Linked DNA regions of Mus musculus: region 2 is linked to region 1. A link is a loop called in an ENCODE intact Hi-C map of the cell type or tissue named here. Cell type or tissue: left cerebral cortex. All regions are shown on one strand. Each heading gives the region's core, and the rest is flanking DNA. Links, peaks and the distances in the headings are about the cores only.

Region 1 (8,329 bases), core at 1-8,000:
CACATGGCATGTGTAATACTGCTCCTTCCCAAGAGGCACCACCACAGATGCCCACTTCTGGAAGGTTCCATCCCCTGCAGGCCTGGTCTCCACAAGCTCCATGTCCTGGATCAGCTCCTCCCCATTCAACTGCCAGGTCAGGGTGATGTCAGCAGGGTAGAAGCCCAGGGCCCAGCACCTCAGGGTGACTTTATCTTCAGGTCTGCTGTGATGGGTCACATGGGCCTTTGGGGAATCTGTGTGGAAGATTTAAGAAATCACACAATTAACAAGACAAACTGAAATCTACCCAAGACTCAGTTAAATCAATGATGACAGTGAACTATGTGTCTGTTTGACACTTCAACTGTCATCGCACTAGTGACCAAAAGCAGAGCTGGTCCCCTCAGCACAGGACTGCACATTTTCTTTTGGGACTCAGAAGCTAAGAGGGAATCCACATGAGCCATTGGGTAAACATGGCCATCCTTATGTGATGTTCAATAGCATGAGAGAGGTAGTCAAAGAATGGAGGAGGGAATGGAAAATAACTAATTTAATATGTGTTTGAGTTCATATTAAAATTAGGGCTGTATGATCCTGGAAGGTGACACCATTGAGACTCAACCATTGTAGTCACCTTGCTGACCAACATTAACTGTCAGTCCAAGTGAACAGCCATCACTAAGTGTGTAGCCAGAGAAAATGACTCCCAGCCCCTGACTCTGGGGGACAAGGTACAGGTGTGTCACACAGGATCCCTGGAGTGTGCTGTGGACCCCAGTGCAGCACTCACTGGAACACAGTGGGCTCACAGGGTGTGTGGTCTTCCCTCTCACTCAGCCCTGGATTGCAGAAGACCCTGCCTCTCAGAGTCCAAGTCCTGATTTACTAGCGGGAGGGAGCACTGTAACTTGTGGGGCAGAGGAAGAGCAGGAGGCTTCTGCATGTTTAGTTCTGACAGGAAACAGTCTAAGTTCACAGGAATCTCTTCTTTAATTCGAACCCTGATTTAACTTGTCTAATTATCCAGGTTAGCAGCCTTCCCTGGCACCTGTGGAGACTGAAACAAATGATAATAGGAGGGCATGGAGAGACTGGATCACTCCAATGCAGACAAAAGCTGACTAGAAACAAAATAAGCCCCCCCCCCCACCAAAAAAAAAGTTAAGAAAAAAGAAAGGCCAGGAGTGGTGGCACATGCCTTTAATCCCAGCACTCGGGAGCCAGAGGCAGGCAGATTTCTGAGTTCAAGGCCAACCTGGTCTACAAAGTGAGTTCCAGGACAGCCAGGGCTATACAGAGAAACCCCGTCTAGGAAAAAAAAAAAAAAAAAAAAAAAAAAAAAAAAAAAAAACGGAAAGAGAGAGAGAGAGAGAGAGAGAAGAAAATCCACGATTTATATTCCTCCAGGGTAGCCCATAAGGGCTCATGTGACCATTCACCACTGTAGGAATAGATAGAATTGGGTTGTTAAGGGGTGCAAAACCCCACAGACAGGGAGGGATCTGTGAGAATGTATTCTTTGGAAAATTCTAGAAACTAGGTGAACCGTCCTAGTGTAGAGGAGTCCATGTCTCTTATCAGGTAAGGAGACTTCCGGTCCTGAGGTGTAAGGGCTGACACATTCAGCAGGACAGGAGTCAGTGTCTACAGACAGTGGGCGTGGGCAGAGAACCCGGCCTGGGAGAGGCCATGGCTGACAGAGGCTGCAGGGGAACTGAAGGGAGCAGCTGTTGTTACCTCAGGGAAATTCTCTCCTTCCCTCCTGAGACAGCCTGGGCACTGTCCAGGGAGAAGGCTGAGCCCTGGGAGAGTCAGTGCAGTCACTGTGATGAGGGATCAGGAGACCAGCGACACTCTCTCCCCTCTGAGACAGGGGCATCACCCCAGCTGAGGGTTTCTTCTTCCCCAGGACTGAGCCCCAGCCCGAGGGCAGAGGGAGGAGCTGCCCGCGGCCCCTGCACCTGTGCGCAGCAGCGTCGCGTTCCCGTTCTTCAGGTATCTGCGGAGCCACTCCACGCACGTGCCCTCCAGGTAGGCCCTGAGTCTCTCTGCTTCACCAGCCTGCTCCCACTTGTGTTTGGTGATCAGCGCCGCCATGTCCGCCGCCGTCCACGTTTTCAGGTCTTCGTTCAGGGCGATGTAATCGCAGCCGTCGTAGGCGTACTGCTGGTACCCGCGGAGGAGTCGCCCGTCGGACCCCACTTCACAGCCAGAGATCACCTGAATAGTGTGAGAGCCTGCGGGACCCCGCGGTCAGCCCCGCTCACCCGCCCCGGCCCCGCCCGCCCGCGGACTCCTCCAAACTGAAAGAGAAACCGGTTCCGGGTCCGTTCTGTTCCCGAACCTCGGACTTGGGACCCGGGACGTCAGCGTCCCTGTGTCGGGACGTGGAGGGGTCGTGACCTCCGACCCGGGGTCACTCACCGCCCTTGCTCTGGTTGTAGTAGCCGAGCAGGGTCCTCAGGTCCACTCGGAAACTCTGCTCATTGCCCTTGGCTTTCTGTGTCTCCCGCTCCCAATACTCGGGCCCCTCCTGCTCCATCCACCGCGCCCGCGGCTCATATCTCGGATTCTCCGCGTCGCTGTCGAAGCGCACGAACTCCGTGTCGTCCACGTAGCCGACTTCCATGTACCGGGGCTCCCCGAGGCCGGGCCGGGACACGGCGGTGACGAAATACCTCAGCGAGTGTGGGCCTGGGGGCGGCGCGCGGTGAGACCCGGACCACCTCACCAGACCCCGGGCGGCTGCGCGGGCTGAGAGGGGAGCAGGGCGCGGGACTCGGGTGGAGAAGGGGCGGAGGGTCCGGTGGGCGACCCGAGGACGCGGCTTCCCCGGTGCCGCCCCTCCCCTCAGAGGCCGTTTCCCTCCCGGCCCGGTACTCACCCGCGCGGGTCTGAGTCGGAGCCAGGGCGGCCGCCAACAGCAGGAGCAGCGTGCACGGTACCATCGCACCTGTCGGCGATTCGCGACTTCTGAGTTCTGCGGGCTGCGTGGACTTTATATCCAGCGTCCGCGGCGACACTGATTGGTTCTTGGTGATCGCGCCACCCAATGGGGGTAAGAGCTGACTGCGCGTCAACAGTGTCCGGACAGAAGGACCTGACCCAGGTTAGGTGCAGAAGTGAAACTGTGGAGATGGGGAATCCCCAGCCCTGGGCTTCCCCACCCCTGACCTCACTGCCTGGCGACTAAGACTTTGCCTGAACCCTGTGCTGTCGTCTCCGAGTTCTGATCCAGAAACTCTCAAAACACCAGGAGAGACCCGCAGGCCAGACTCTCTGTGTCCTCTCTTCCACTCTTCCTCTTTCTTCTTCTCTTCAGAAGTCAGACCCTGGAGTCTTCTAGAAGAAAAGCCTCTTCCGGGAATACAATGGCGACACAAGCGCTTAGGGATGCAGTGGAGAGAGAGGCTTTTCCTTAAAGTCAAGGCGCTGGGCTGCAAGCCCCACAGGGACCCCACAGAGACCAGGCTCTGTTCACCTGCAATGGGCGGCTCACACTGCCAAGCCTGAGTGCAGGACTCTCATCTGTTAAGTGTAGACTTTGCCTCTCCCCTCAGGATCTGTCTTCTCAGCCCTGTGCTGAGACACAGATTCCTTGTGTTAATTCCTAGATGAAAAGTCTGTGGCTGCAGGTGTGTGTGTGTGTGTGTGTGTGTGTGTGTGTGTGTGTGTATGTGTGTGTGTGTGTATTTGAAACAAGGATCTTCATTCTGAGTCCTGAGTTTGTCTCTGTGGATCTGGGACATTGTCTCAGCACAGGAGACCCCCTTGTCCACTGAAGAGAGACCCCGTGCAGACCACAGACAGCAGGGCACTGATCCCTGTCTCCACTGGACTTCTCTGTGTCTGCACTTCCATGGTGCAGTTGCTTTAGTGACTCAATCACAGTAGGAGAGGAGCTGTCACCAACTATAACACAGAATAAGGATGCTAGTGTGGTAGAAGTTATGTAATCTCTGACCCTCTCCCTCCCTCCCTGACCTTCACTCACACTTTTGAGCTGATGAGGTGAGGGACATGAATGTCACAGCTGTGTGGGACACGGGTTCTGATAATTGAGTTGGCCCCAGAGTTCCTCAGGCCTGTGCAGTGTGGACACTGGGAGAAAGATGATTCTCATGCCAGAGAGCACACACTGTGATGTGAGGTTTCATCCCTGATCAGTAGTGTGGGGAAAGATTAAATTTACCCATTTCATGATTCTGTGGATCTTTTCAAATCAGTCACAGAAGTGAAGTGGAAAGAAGAGCATAGATGGGTGGGGACTCCTGAAGAGAGTCACTCATCACACAGAGCAATGAATGCGTGTGACCACAGGTGTGAACTCCAGTCACCTCCCCATGCAGATCCCCACAGCAGCCCCCCAGCCTCACCAGGATTCAGCAGACCCTGTCTCCCTGAACCCCTCTTATTAGATGTTGTGAGCATTTTCCATGGGGACTTGATGCTCTTAGGTTTCTTCCTGATCAACCTAGGGATGCTGTTGGGGTTAGGCAGCTACACAAAGGATCTGTCTCCATTACTTTTCTTCTTATTTTACTATGGGTTTTGTTTGTTTGCTTGTTTAGACAAGGTCTATCTGCACAGCCCTGGCTATTCTGTAATTCATTATGTAGATCAGGCTGCCCTTGAACTCACAGAGATACATCTGCCTTTGCATCCTAAGTGCTGGGTGTGTTAGTTTTGGTTTTGTTGCTGTGAAGAAACACCATGACCAAGGCATTCCTTCTAAAGGGAGACATTTAATAGGGTCTGGCTTACAGTTTCAGGGATTTAGTCCATCATGACAGGAAGCATGCCAGTGTGCAGGTAGACATGGTGCTGGAGAAGGGGAGACTTCTACATCTTGATCCAAATGCAGCCAGGAAGAGGCTTTCATTCCACACTGGGCAGCTCATGAGCATAGGAGACCTCAAAGGCCAACCTCAAAGTGACACACTTCCTCTAACACAGTCACACTCCTAACATTGCCACTCCTTGTGGGCCAAGCTTTCAAACACATGAGTCTATGAGGCCACCTATTCAATCCACCACACTCAGATTGAAGGCATTGTCACCACACCAGCTTTAGCTAGTTTTTTATTGCTGTGATAAGACAGTGTAATCAAGGCAATACAAAAAAGAACATGTTTAATCTGTTCTCTAATTTCAGAGGGTTTGAGTCCATGATGGCAGAGGAAAGGTGTGGTAGAAAGCTGAGAACTCAGGACTTGATTTGCAAGCAAAAGACTGAGACACTGGGAAAAGTGAAATTCTGTTAAAACCTCAGTGCCCAACCCAGTGGCACACATCCTCCAACAAGGCCACACCTCCCAGTCCTTTCTGAACAGTTCCATCAGCTGGATTCGAAGGATTCATTCCTATGAGCCTGTGTGGCTGTTCTCATTCAAACCAGCACACCTTTCACTATGAAATGGAAGAGGCCAGCAGGGTTCTGCAGATGTGTCCAGTGCAATCTGACAGAGATACCCTCCAACAGGGGACTCTGCTGAGTTAGGTCTCCCCCTTTGCCTCTGTCTCCTCCTGCTCAGCCCCTCTCTGTCTCTGTCCCTCAGGCCTCTCCCCATCAGTGCCCAGCTCCCCTCCCTCCTGAGCTCTGCACTGACACTGTCTCTTCCTGGGCCTCTAGTTTCTCTCAAGGTGCTCAGCAGCAGGCTGTGGATCAGCTGTGTGGTTTCCTGATGTGAACATTCCAATGGTGGCTGGAGAGATGGCTCAGAGCTGAGAGCACGTGTTCCTGTTGCAGAGGATCCAGGGTGAGTTCCATCAGCACGTGGCGGCTGTCAACCATCTGCAACTTCAGTTCCAATGGACCCAATGCTTGTGTACCTACATACTCATGTACAAAAAAATAATTCTAATAAAAAATTTAAACATATGATTTCAAAATCCTTTCTCCTACATATCTAGAGTAGAGGCTGATAGTGGGCTCTTTAGACAAATCTGTATCACCAGCCAGTGAAGCCAGCTCTGGAATAGAACAGAAATGTATGATTGAAATACACTGTATGAAGACAATTTGCAAAAGAGTCATAGAATTAAAAATACAACATACTGATCACAGCCTCATCCCAGGAAAAAGACACAGTGTGTGCTCATCTCTGCACTTGAGCTGATGTTAGTTTTTGATTCCCTATGAACAAGATAAACTCCAATCAGATGTTTAAATGCTAATTTGTAACAGACCATGACACCCCAATATCCAGAGCATTCCTGCAGAGAAAGGTGTCCCCTTTCCCATCTTTCCTCCCACTGCAGACCCTCCAGGGTCTCACCTGTTGAAGATGACAGGGAAGAATCACATTCTTGGGCAACAGCGCCGCCTGGTGGAAGAAACAAAGAGGACAGCGTCTGAGCCCACAGAGCTGAGGGTAAAGGGGATCCAGGCTGCTGAGCTGCCCCAGGGCCTCCTTCCTGTGTGCACTTCTCCAGGGCTTTCAGGTCTCAGGCTGCCCTGCTCTCATCAAACTTACATCCCAAAGAACTTTACGTGCTTTTCCACCCGTGGAAAGAAAACTCCCGGTAAGAGGGGAGGCAGGAGGCAGAGTCATGAGTGCTAAAAGGAGCTGCAAAGCCCCAAACAGAGCAGTTCCAGAAGTCGGACAGGGACCATGATGTTGGTTCTTTGATGCCAGCTACATGTGGGGCTAACTAAAACCTCAAAATGGAGGACACCATCTGTGAGGCGTTTTTGCTTAATTTGAAGTGGGAAGATCAATTTCTGACCCTTTTCTTTGAGGTAGGAAGACACACCTGTAATCCAGAATATTTGAGCAGGAGCCCCTCCCCCTTTGTAATCCAAAATATTTGAGCGGGAGCCCCTCCCCCTTTGTAATCCAAAATAATTGAGCGGGAGCCCCTCCCACTTTCTGATCTGGGCCACGCCTTCTGCTGGAAGCCTACATGAAGACATGGAAGAAGGAAAGGCTTGCTCTGTGTCTGCTTGCTCCTGCTCCTGTTATCTGTCGGAGATTCCTGCTTGTCCTCCCTTGCTCTGAATAATGACGGCAGACTTACATTTGTTTTTGAATGCCTATGCTTTATGCTAGGCCTGTTTCCAGCTATCTCATAATTCAGTTATCCCATTCATACTATTCTAAGTTCTGCCATGTGACTGGTCACCTCTCCTCAGTTTCACACATACCACTTTCTATGAGCCCGTGTGACAAATCCCCCATGCTTCTCTCTTCCCAGAGTTCCTCTAACTGACCAGAATTCTGCCTTCTACTCTCTTTGCTACAGGACATAGAGTTTTTATTTTACCACTCAGGGTGCTTTAGGTAGGCAAGGTAGGACAGAGACTCATCTTCACACAGTGTACCACAACATTACTTCAACAATATACCTCTTAGTCCTATAAACAGCTCTTTCTCTGACATCATCAACTTTATACAATAAGAACAAGTATCAAAACGTAATATTAGGGCTGGAGAGATGGCTCAGTGCTTAAGAGCACTAACTGCTCTTCCAAAGGTCCTGAATTCAATTCCAAGAAACCACATAGTGGCTCACAACCATCTCTAATGTGATTTGTTGCCCTCTTCTGGTGTGTCTGAAGACAAAACAAACAACAGTGTACTCAAATACCTAAAATAAATAAATTAATCTTTTAAAAAATAAACTTAATTTTAAAAAGTTAAGAATTTGAGTTATTAATTATTTATTAATTATTATTAATTCTTCATTTAATTCATTAAGAAAATTAATTATGAAAATTAAGAATTTTAACTAATTCCCTTTCTTTTTTTTTTTTTCAAGACAAGGTTTCTCTGTGCAGCCCTGGCTATCCAGGAACTCACTCTGTAGACCAGGCTGGCCTCAAACTCAGAAATCTGCCTGCCTCTGCCCCTGAGTGCTGGGATTGAAGGCGTGGGCCACCACTGCCTGGCTTAATTAATTCTTAATATAAAATATAAGAATTACATTCATAATGTCTGTTTCATTTGTATTTGTCAACCACTAAGAAATTATCTATGTTATAAATCCAAAGTCCTATCTATCTCATGAGTCCAAAGTTCTTTCCCTAATTCCTTTTCAATCATAACTTGAAATTATCCACCTATAAATATCTTCCTAGACCTAAATAGTTTTCTTGAATCCTAAACAACCTAAGCTTGCTGTGAGACTGTGACTATGCAGTCTTCCCCCAATCAGTGACCTGAGAAGGATAAATATTCCCTGAGAAAACAGCAAGTGCAGAGCAAGCAGCTTCCTTACAAAGCTACGGAAATGGCAGAGATCGCTGGCTGCCTGGACAGTCACCCAAGATTCTCCTGCAGTGCTGGGGCATCCATCTTTGCCTAGTGGCCCAGTATATGATGGACTTTTTTGTGAAGCAGGA
Region 2 (8,329 bases), core at 330-8,329, 1.3 Mb after region 1:
GATGTAGAACTCTCTTTCTGCTCCTCCTCCAGTGCCACGCCTGCCTGGATACTGCCTTGATGATAATGGACTGAACCTCTGAACCTGAAAGCCAGCCCCAATTAAATTTGTTCTTTTAAGAGTTTCCTTGGTTATAGTGTCTGTTCACAGCTGTAAAAGTAACTAAGACAGTTACTTACGGGAGTAGGGGCTGACTCAAAGGCAGCTGGAAAGCCAGCCCACGCAACCCACGTGAAGACTCATGACAGCTGGGACCCGGGAACTCTGAGAAACTCAGAGTTGGCCCGCTGGGCTGCTCAGAATCCTCCAGAGGTAACTGGGAGCCAACGCTTGTGGACCAGGCTAGTTTCACTTTCTCAGAAACCTGCTTGTTTACATCCTGAGTCCAACCTTCTCCCTCACCTCCTGGGGGAGGTCTCAATTCTCTGATGTCCAAAAAGCTGCAAGCTCTGGGAAGATGGTGCTTTAGCGGCAAGCTGGCTGCGCTTCCGAGCTTCAGGGCCATTGTTACCCTCAAAGCTTCTGGTCGGCTGCAATACCGATTAGGATTTGTGCCTGCAGTTCCACAGATAGCCTGCAGGCGGCTCTCCTGGTCTATGAAACTATGAGTACACCCACGTGATTTGAACATGACAAGGAAAACAGGAAACCACACTGTTGTCAAAAAGTGTGCCTCTTACCCGGGCGGTGGTGGCGCACGCCTTTAATCCCAGCACTTGGGAGGCAGAGGCAGGCGGATTTCTGAGTCCGAGGCCAGCCTGGTCTACAAAGTGAGTTCCAGGACAGCCAGGGCTATACAGAGAAACCCTGTCTCGAAAAAAAAAAAAAAAAAAAAAAAAGTGTGTCTCTTTCACAACACTTCCAAAATTGTTACAAGCCATTTGGGAAATTCTAGGTCAGCGATGACAACCTTTAAAGAATTTTTAAAAAAAGATTTATGTATTTATTATACACTGTAGCTGTCTTCAGACACACCAGAAGAGGGCATCAGATCTCATTACAGATGGTTGTGAGCCACCATGTGGTTGCTGGGATTTGAACTCAGGACCTCTGGAAAAGCAGTCAGTCCTCTTAACCGCTGAGCCATTTCTCTAGCCCAGAATTTATTATTATAGCCTGTCGAGATGTTATTAAAACCTTGGCATGGTGTCCATGTCTTTAATCCCAGCACTAGGGTGGGGTGGGGACCGAGGCAGGCAGATCTTTGGAGTTCTAGGCCACCTGGGTCTACATAAGAGTTCCAGAACAACTGGAGCTACACAAAACCTTGAAAATAAATAAACATGTGTGTGTGTGTGTGTGTGTGTGTGTGTGTATAAAACCATATCCAAAAATTTATCAGTATGTGTGTTTGCTTAACTCAGATCCTCTGGAAGAGCAGTCAGTGCCCTTAAACGCTTAGCCATCTCGCCAGCCCCCGAGTTCTACATCTTCATTTGAAGGCCGCTAGGGGAAGACCTAGTGTGGTTAGGAGGCTCTCATTGCCCATCCCCACCGTGACACACTTCCTCTAAAAAAGCCATGCCCACTCCAGCAAAGCCACACTTCCTCATAGTGCCACACCCTGGGCCGGCTGTATTCAAACTATCTCAGTTCTCATTACTTGTACTTCTGGTAACCCAGCAAAATCTCACTGGCTCACCAAGGTGGACTTTGGTGCCACTGTTACTTTTGTCTGCCATGGGTTCACATTTTGAGGCGAGAAGAGGGGTGTCAAGTCTACCAGGACAATCCTGTCACACAACATGGGTGTACATTCGAATTTAGCAAGCTGTAAGCAGGGAAAACGGCAGGAGGGGCTGGTGGGTCACAAGGGAGCTGTTCAGATCAGCTCTACCTTTGCTGATAGTTACTCTGATATGGAAACACTCTAAAGGAGGTGCAGGATGCTCAGGGACCCTTACCGTACCACACCAGTGCCAATAAGACTCACCCTGCATCTGTAGATGCACACAGAAATGCCCCTCCACTTACAAGGATTCAGAGAACACCCCAGAAACAGTAGCTGTACTACTTTAAATTAAGCCTGGCTTTCCTGGCTTAGTGCAGCCTGGCTTGTTGCCTGCAGACTGTGCCGATTGGACAGACGAGGATGAGTAAAGATGTCGGCCAGCAAGAGGCAGACCCTCTGCATCCATTCATGAATATGCACTATTGGCTTAGACCTTGGCTCCTTATATCAACCAGGCAATCACAGCCTCTGTTTGATTTACTTAAAGGTGGAAAGGATTCCTTCTCTCTTCTCTCCCAACAGCCAGAGAGATCATTTGTTCTATTAAACACCATGTTACATACACCTGCCTCGCTATGATCCACAACACCCAATCCGGGTCTTCATATTCAAATCTTGCCCTAACGGGGACCCTAGAATGGCTCCATACGCCAACAGGGAGAGCCCCTCAACTACTAACAGAGGTTGACACTTTATCCACTATAATTAGGACAGGAAGAGAGAGCACCTTAAAAGCTATAGGTAAAGAACCTGGTGTAGCCGGGCGTGGTGGCGCAAGCCTTTGATCACAGCACTCGGGAGGCAGAGGCAGGCGGATTTCTGAGTTCGAGGCCAGCCTGGGCTACAAAGTGAGTTCCAGGATAGCCAGGGCTACACAGAGAAAACCTGTCTCGACCCCCCCCCCCCAAAAAAAAAGAACCTGGTGAAACTGTTTTGCCCTTCCCTCTCCCAGACATCCAGTGTCTCCTGGGAAACCACACCCCTTTTGCTAATAGCCTCATCGGCTTCCTGGGACAGACAGACAACCATTATCCCAAAGATAACTTCCTGCAGCCACACCAGTCTTTAGGTGTCTTCCCCCCGCACTACTGTGCTTTTGGTCTGATATCCCATGGCCCACAGAGTTTTCATGGATGGAGAGCGACAGGGTGCTGTCTACATAGTATACCAAAGAGACACACCAGCTCTGAGTCACATTTCCCCCTTTCACAGATAAATCTCCCCAATTAAAAGAACTGTATTCCATCTGGTCTTAACATACCTGAAAGAACCAGCTCATCTTTATCCAGACACCGCTTATACAGTCAGCTTACTCCCATGGCTAGCCTGCTGCTAGGTCAGGCTTGGTAGTGACCCTTTTCCCCAACGAATACGATTTCAAAAATACTTTAACCTAGAACATATCCCATTTGTGATCAGCCATGTGTAGTCACACTCAGCACAGCTCATCAGACCCCTCTCTGGTAGCAACACAGCAGCCGGTAAGATTGCCACAAGTGGGGCCTTTACTCTGTTACCCTCACTGCAAAAGAACTCCCCTCAGCTCACCCATATTAACCTGAAAGGGCTACAGCTCAAATTCCCCAATACCCCCACTAAATACCTCAGGCACATCCTCAGAACTTTCTCCTCCAGTGCCTCCCTAATTTGCACCCCTGATACACAACAATTGGGCACCAAGGCCAGAGGCCCTAAGGCTAACACCCTCTTGCAAGAGTGATGCCACCCACATCCCACATTCGGTACACAGAAATTTGTAATCGTTACCATTGATACCTATTCCTATAAAAAAAAAACCCTAATTAATCACATGTTCTCCACTTTTGCTTTTACAAGGGTCCTTCTCCATATCAAAGATGATACTGGACCACCATTCAACAGCCATCAATTCTAAAATAATTGTCCACCGTACTGGTATCCCTCACAACACTCAGGGCCAAGCTGTTATTGAAAGAACAAATCAAATACTTAAAAAATTTAATTAAATACAAGGCTTTCTACCACCAACACTGAATTAAACCTGGCATTATTTACACTGAATGTGTTCAACATCTATGCCACCCAAGACAAACCTCCCATTGTCTGTCACTGGACTCAACCACCACCTATGCCACCCATCCTGGTCAGATGGAAGGACCCACTTGACGGGTGCTGGAGTGGACGGATTATTCCCTATTAAGAGTAGGAAGGGGATTTGTTGATCCTGTCTGGGTATGACCGACGACACCCTCCAGTCAGAAAGATGGCATGCCTGGGGATCACAGAGAAAACAAAGAGGAGACCGTGCAGGCCCCCGAGGTCACACAAGCAGGTCACCTGGGCGGACATTCAGTTCCTCATTGACATGGCTCCCTGTTGCTGTTCTCCCCACCCCCAGCCCCTCAAGGCTCCTTCTCTGTCATTCCCATGGCTGTTTTTACCCTGCCTGACGCCATGCTTCGGCTAGCCCCACTCCTCCTAACACCATGCTCTGCCTGTTTAACGTCAGGGAAACATCTGGGAAGAACCAGGCATCGGGACTGGAGACTGCACACTAGCGGGACGTCAGAAACCCGTTACGATTCCTATACAGCCAATCGCCTCTTCCAGTGCTCATTCCCTTGCTTGCTCTCCTTGGCAATCAGACCCATCATGCATTAAGGACACTAATACCTGTGGAGGATGTCCCTATTGGTCCTGTAAGTTAAAAATGGGGGTGCGTGGGACACCCCACACTACAGATATACACCATGTTTGGATAAAATTGGAGAACCTTTGAACGAAACATGGAGAATGGGGTGATTAATAAAATTTATGTTCCTTTGATACCAAGCCCTCTTCCCAGTGGACAACGGGGTCTACAGTGCTGAGACAATGACCTAGGTCCACCCGGACAATCTCAGGACTGAGAATGACAATTCTTCTACATAAAACACACCCATCTGGAGCTACAGAGGCTTCATATGGGAAGAAACAGGAGGAGTCTGAGACTAAGCCCGAGGCTGAGAAGACAGATCCTGAGGAAATAGGCAAAGTCTCCCCTTTACAGATGAGAGTCCTGCACTCAGGCTTGGCAGTGTGAGCCGCCCATTGCAGGTGAACAGAGCCTGGTCTCTGTGGGATCCCTGTGGGGCTTGCAGGCCAGCGCCTCTGCTTTAAAGAGAAGCCTCTCTCCACTGCATCCCTAAGCGCTTGTGTCGCCATTGTATTCCCGGAAGTGACCTTTCTTCTAGAAGACTCTAGGGTGTGACTTCTGAAGAGAAGAAGGAAGAGGAAGGGTGGAGGTTAGGAAACAGTGAGTCGGGCTTGTGGGTCTCTCCTGGTGATCTGACAGCTTCTGGGTCAGAACTCGGAGTCACCACGACAAACTGCTCTCTGTCCGCAGTACAGGGTTCAGGCAAAGTCTTGGTTGCCAGGCGGTGAGGTCAGGGGTGGGGAAGCCCAGGGCTGGGGATTCCCCATCTCCTCAGTTTCACTTCTGCACCTAACCTGGGTCAGGTCCTTCTGCCGGGACACTGATGACGCGCTGGCAGGTCTCACTATCATTGGGTGGCGAGATTCCAGGAGCCAATCAGCGTCGCCGCGGACGCTGGTTATAAAGTCCACGCAACCCGCGGGACTCAGACACCCGGGATCCCAGATGGGGGCGATGGCTCCGCGCACGCTGCTCCTGCTGCTGGCGGCCGCCCTGGCCCCGACTCAGACCCGCGCGGGTGAGTGCGGGGTCGGGAGGGAAACGGCCTCTGCGGGGAGAGGGGCGGCACGGGGGAAGCCGCGTCCCCGCGTCGCCCACCGGACCCTCCGCCCCTTCTCCACCTGAGCCCCGCGCCCAGATCCCCTCCCGGCCTGCGCAGCCGCCCGGGGTTTGGTGAGGAGGTCGGGGTCTCACCGCGCGCCGTCCCCAGGCCCACACTCGATGCGGTATTTCGAGACCGCCGTGTCCCGGCCCGGCCTCGAGGAGCCCCGGTACATCTCTGTCGGCTATGTGGACAACAAGGAGTTCGTGCGCTTCGACAGCGACGCGGAGAATCCGAGATATGAGCCGCGGGCGCCGTGGATGGAGCAGGAGGGGCCGGAGTATTGGGAGCGGGAAACACAGAAAGCCAAGGGCCAAGAGCAGTGGTTCCGAGTGAGCCTGAGGAACCTGCTCGGCTACTACAACCAGAGCGCGGGCGGTGAGTGACCCCGCGTCGGAGGTCAGGCCCCTCCACTTCCCGACACAGGGACGCTGACGTCCCGGGTCCCAAGTCCGAGGTTTGGGAACAGAACGGACCCGGAACCGGTTTCCCTTTCAGTTTGGAGGAGTCCGCGGCCGGGCGGGCGGGGCCGGGGCGGGTGAGCGGGGCTGACCGCAGGGTCCCGCAGGCTCTCACACACTCCAGCAGATGTCTGGCTGTGACTTGGGGTCGGACTGGCGCCTCCTCCGCGGGTACCTGCAGTTCGCCTATGAAGGCCGCGATTACATCGCCCTGAACGAAGACCTGAAAACGTGGACGGCGGCGGACATGGCGGCGCAGATCACCCGACGCAAGTGGGAGCAGAGTGGTGCTGCAGAGCATTACAAGGCCTACCTGGAGGGCGAGTGCGTGGAGTGGCTCCACAGATACCTGAAGAACGGGAACGCGACGCTGCTGCGCACAGGTGCAGGGGCCGCGGGCAGCTCCTCCCTCTGCCCTCGGGCTGGGGCTCAGTCCTGGGGAAGAAGAAACCCTCAGCTGGGGTCATGCCCCTGTCTCAGAGGGGAGAGAGTGTCCCTGGGTCTCCTGATGCCTCAGCACAGTGACTGCACTGACTCTCCCAGGGCTCAGCCTTCTCCCTGGACAGTGCCCAGCCTGTCTCAGGAGGGAAGGAGAGAATTTCCCTGAGGTAACAACAGCTGCTCCCTTCAGTTCCCCTGTAGCCTCTGTCAGCCATGGCCTCTCCCAGGCCGGGTTCTCTGCCCACGCCCACTGTCGGTGGACACTGACTCCTGTCCTGCTGAGTGTGTCAACCCTTACACCTCAGGACCGGAAGTCGCCTTACCTGATTGGAAACATGGACTCCTATACACTAGCCTGGTTGCCCCAGCTTCTAGAATTTTCCAGAGAATACATTCTCCCAGATCCCTCCCTGTCTGTGGGGTTTGCACCCCTTCGACAACCTAATTCTCTCTATTCCTACAGTGGTGAATGGTCACATGAGCTCTTATGGGGTACCCTGGAGGAATATAAATCGAGAATTTTCTTTTTTGTTTTCTCTCTCTCTCTCTCTCTCTCTTTTCCGATTTTTTTGAGACAGGGTTTCTCTGTATAGCCCTGGCTGTCCTGGAACTCACTTTGTAGCCCAGGTTGTCCTCAAATTCACATGCCTCTGCCTCCTGAGTGCTGGGATTATGGACTGCCTGGCCTTTCTTTTTTCTTTACTTTTTTTTTTTTTTTTTGAGGCCTTATTTTTTTTCTAGTCAGTTTTTGTCTGCACTGGAGTGATCCTGTTTCTCCATGCCCTTGTATTATCATTTGTATCAGTCCCCATAGGTGCCAGAGGAGACTGCTAACCTGGATAATTATGCAAGTTAAATCAGGGTTCTCATTAAAGGAGAGATTCTTGTGAACTTAGAGTGTTTCCTGTCAGAACTAAACATCCAGAAGCCTCCTGCTCTTCCTCTGCCCCCACAAGTTACAGTGCCCCCCCCCCAGTGAATCAGGACTTGGACTCTGAGAGACAGGGTCTTCTGCAATCCAGGGCTGGATTGAGAGGGAAGACCACACACCCTGTGAGCTCACTGTGTTCCAGTGAGTGCTGCACTGGGGTCCACAGCTCACTCCAGGGATCCTGTGTGACATACCTGTACCTTGTCCTCCAGAGTCAGGGGCTGGGAGTCATTTTCTCTGGCTACAGACTTTGTGATGGCTGTTCACTCGGACTGACAGTTAACGTTGGTCAGCAAGATGACCACAGTGGTTGAGTCTCAGTGGTGGGACCCTTCCAGTAGCATATGCCCCTAATTTTGATATGAACTCAAACAGATATTAAATTACTTATTTTCCATTCCCTATTCCATTCTGTGACTATCTCTCTCATGCTATTGAACATCACATAAGGATGGCCATGTTCACCCACTGGCTCATGTGGATTCCCTCTTAGCTTCTTTGTCCCAAAAGAAAATGTGCAGTCCTGTGCTGAGGGGACCAGCTCTGCTTTTGGTCACTAGTGCAATGACAGTGTAGTGTCAAATAGACACATAGTTCACTCTCATCATTGATTTAACTGAGTCTTGTGTAGATTTCAGTTTGTCTTGTTAATTGTGGAATTTCTTAAATCTTCCACACAGATTCCCCAAAGGCACATGTGACCCATCACCCCAGATCTAAAGGTGAAGTCACCCTGAGGTGCTGGGCCCTGGGCTTCTACCCTGCTGACATCACCCTGACCTGGCAGTTGAATGGGGAGGAGCTGACCCAGGACATGGAGCTTGTGGAGACCAGGCCTGCAGGGGATGGAACCTTCCAGAAGTGGGCATCTGTGGTGGTGCCTCTTGGGAAGGAGCAGAATTACACATGCCGTGTGTACCATGAGGGGCTGCCTGAGCCCCTCACCCTGAGATGGGGTAAGGAGGGTGTGGGTGCAGAGCTGGGGTCA

Evidence for each region. Peaks named below come from ENCODE experiments on the same cell type or tissue, not always from the same donor. Only the 100,000 strongest peaks of a DNase experiment are listed, where the experiment ranks them.
Region 2: it touches region 1 in a loop (13-fold over the local background); 17 of 42 quality-filtered maps call a loop at or near these places.

What each region holds. Positions count from the first base shown.
Region 1 is chr17:33,997,325-34,005,653 of GRCm38, forward strand. H2-K1 (histocompatibility 2, K1, K region) reads right to left here and starts at 3,009. Exons shown (of 8, transcript NM_001001892.2): 1 at 2,870-3,009; 2 at 2,410-2,679; 3 at 1,947-2,222; 4 at 1-236. The coding sequence starts at 2,933. Gm31082 (a long non-coding RNA gene) reads right to left here and starts at 6,824. Exons shown (of 3, transcript XR_385546.3): 1 at 6,264-6,824; 2 at 6,044-6,121; 3 at 5,055-5,958. In left cerebral cortex, for the core only: a CTCF peak has its summit at 6,303 (motif pointing left); DNase peaks (open chromatin) are centred at 3,052 and 6,309; H3K4me3 peaks cover 1,328 bases.
Region 2 is chr17:35,257,763-35,266,091 of GRCm38, forward strand. H2-D1 (histocompatibility 2, D region locus 1) reads left to right here and starts at 5,332. Exons shown (of 8, transcript NM_010380.3): 1 at 5,332-5,424; 2 at 5,617-5,886; 3 at 6,077-6,352; 4 at 8,022-8,297. The coding sequence starts at 5,352. In left cerebral cortex, for the core only: CTCF peaks have their summits at 550 and 1,496; DNase peaks (open chromatin) are centred at 579, 1,527 and 5,247; H3K4me3 peaks cover 1,664 bases; H3K27ac peaks cover 492 bases.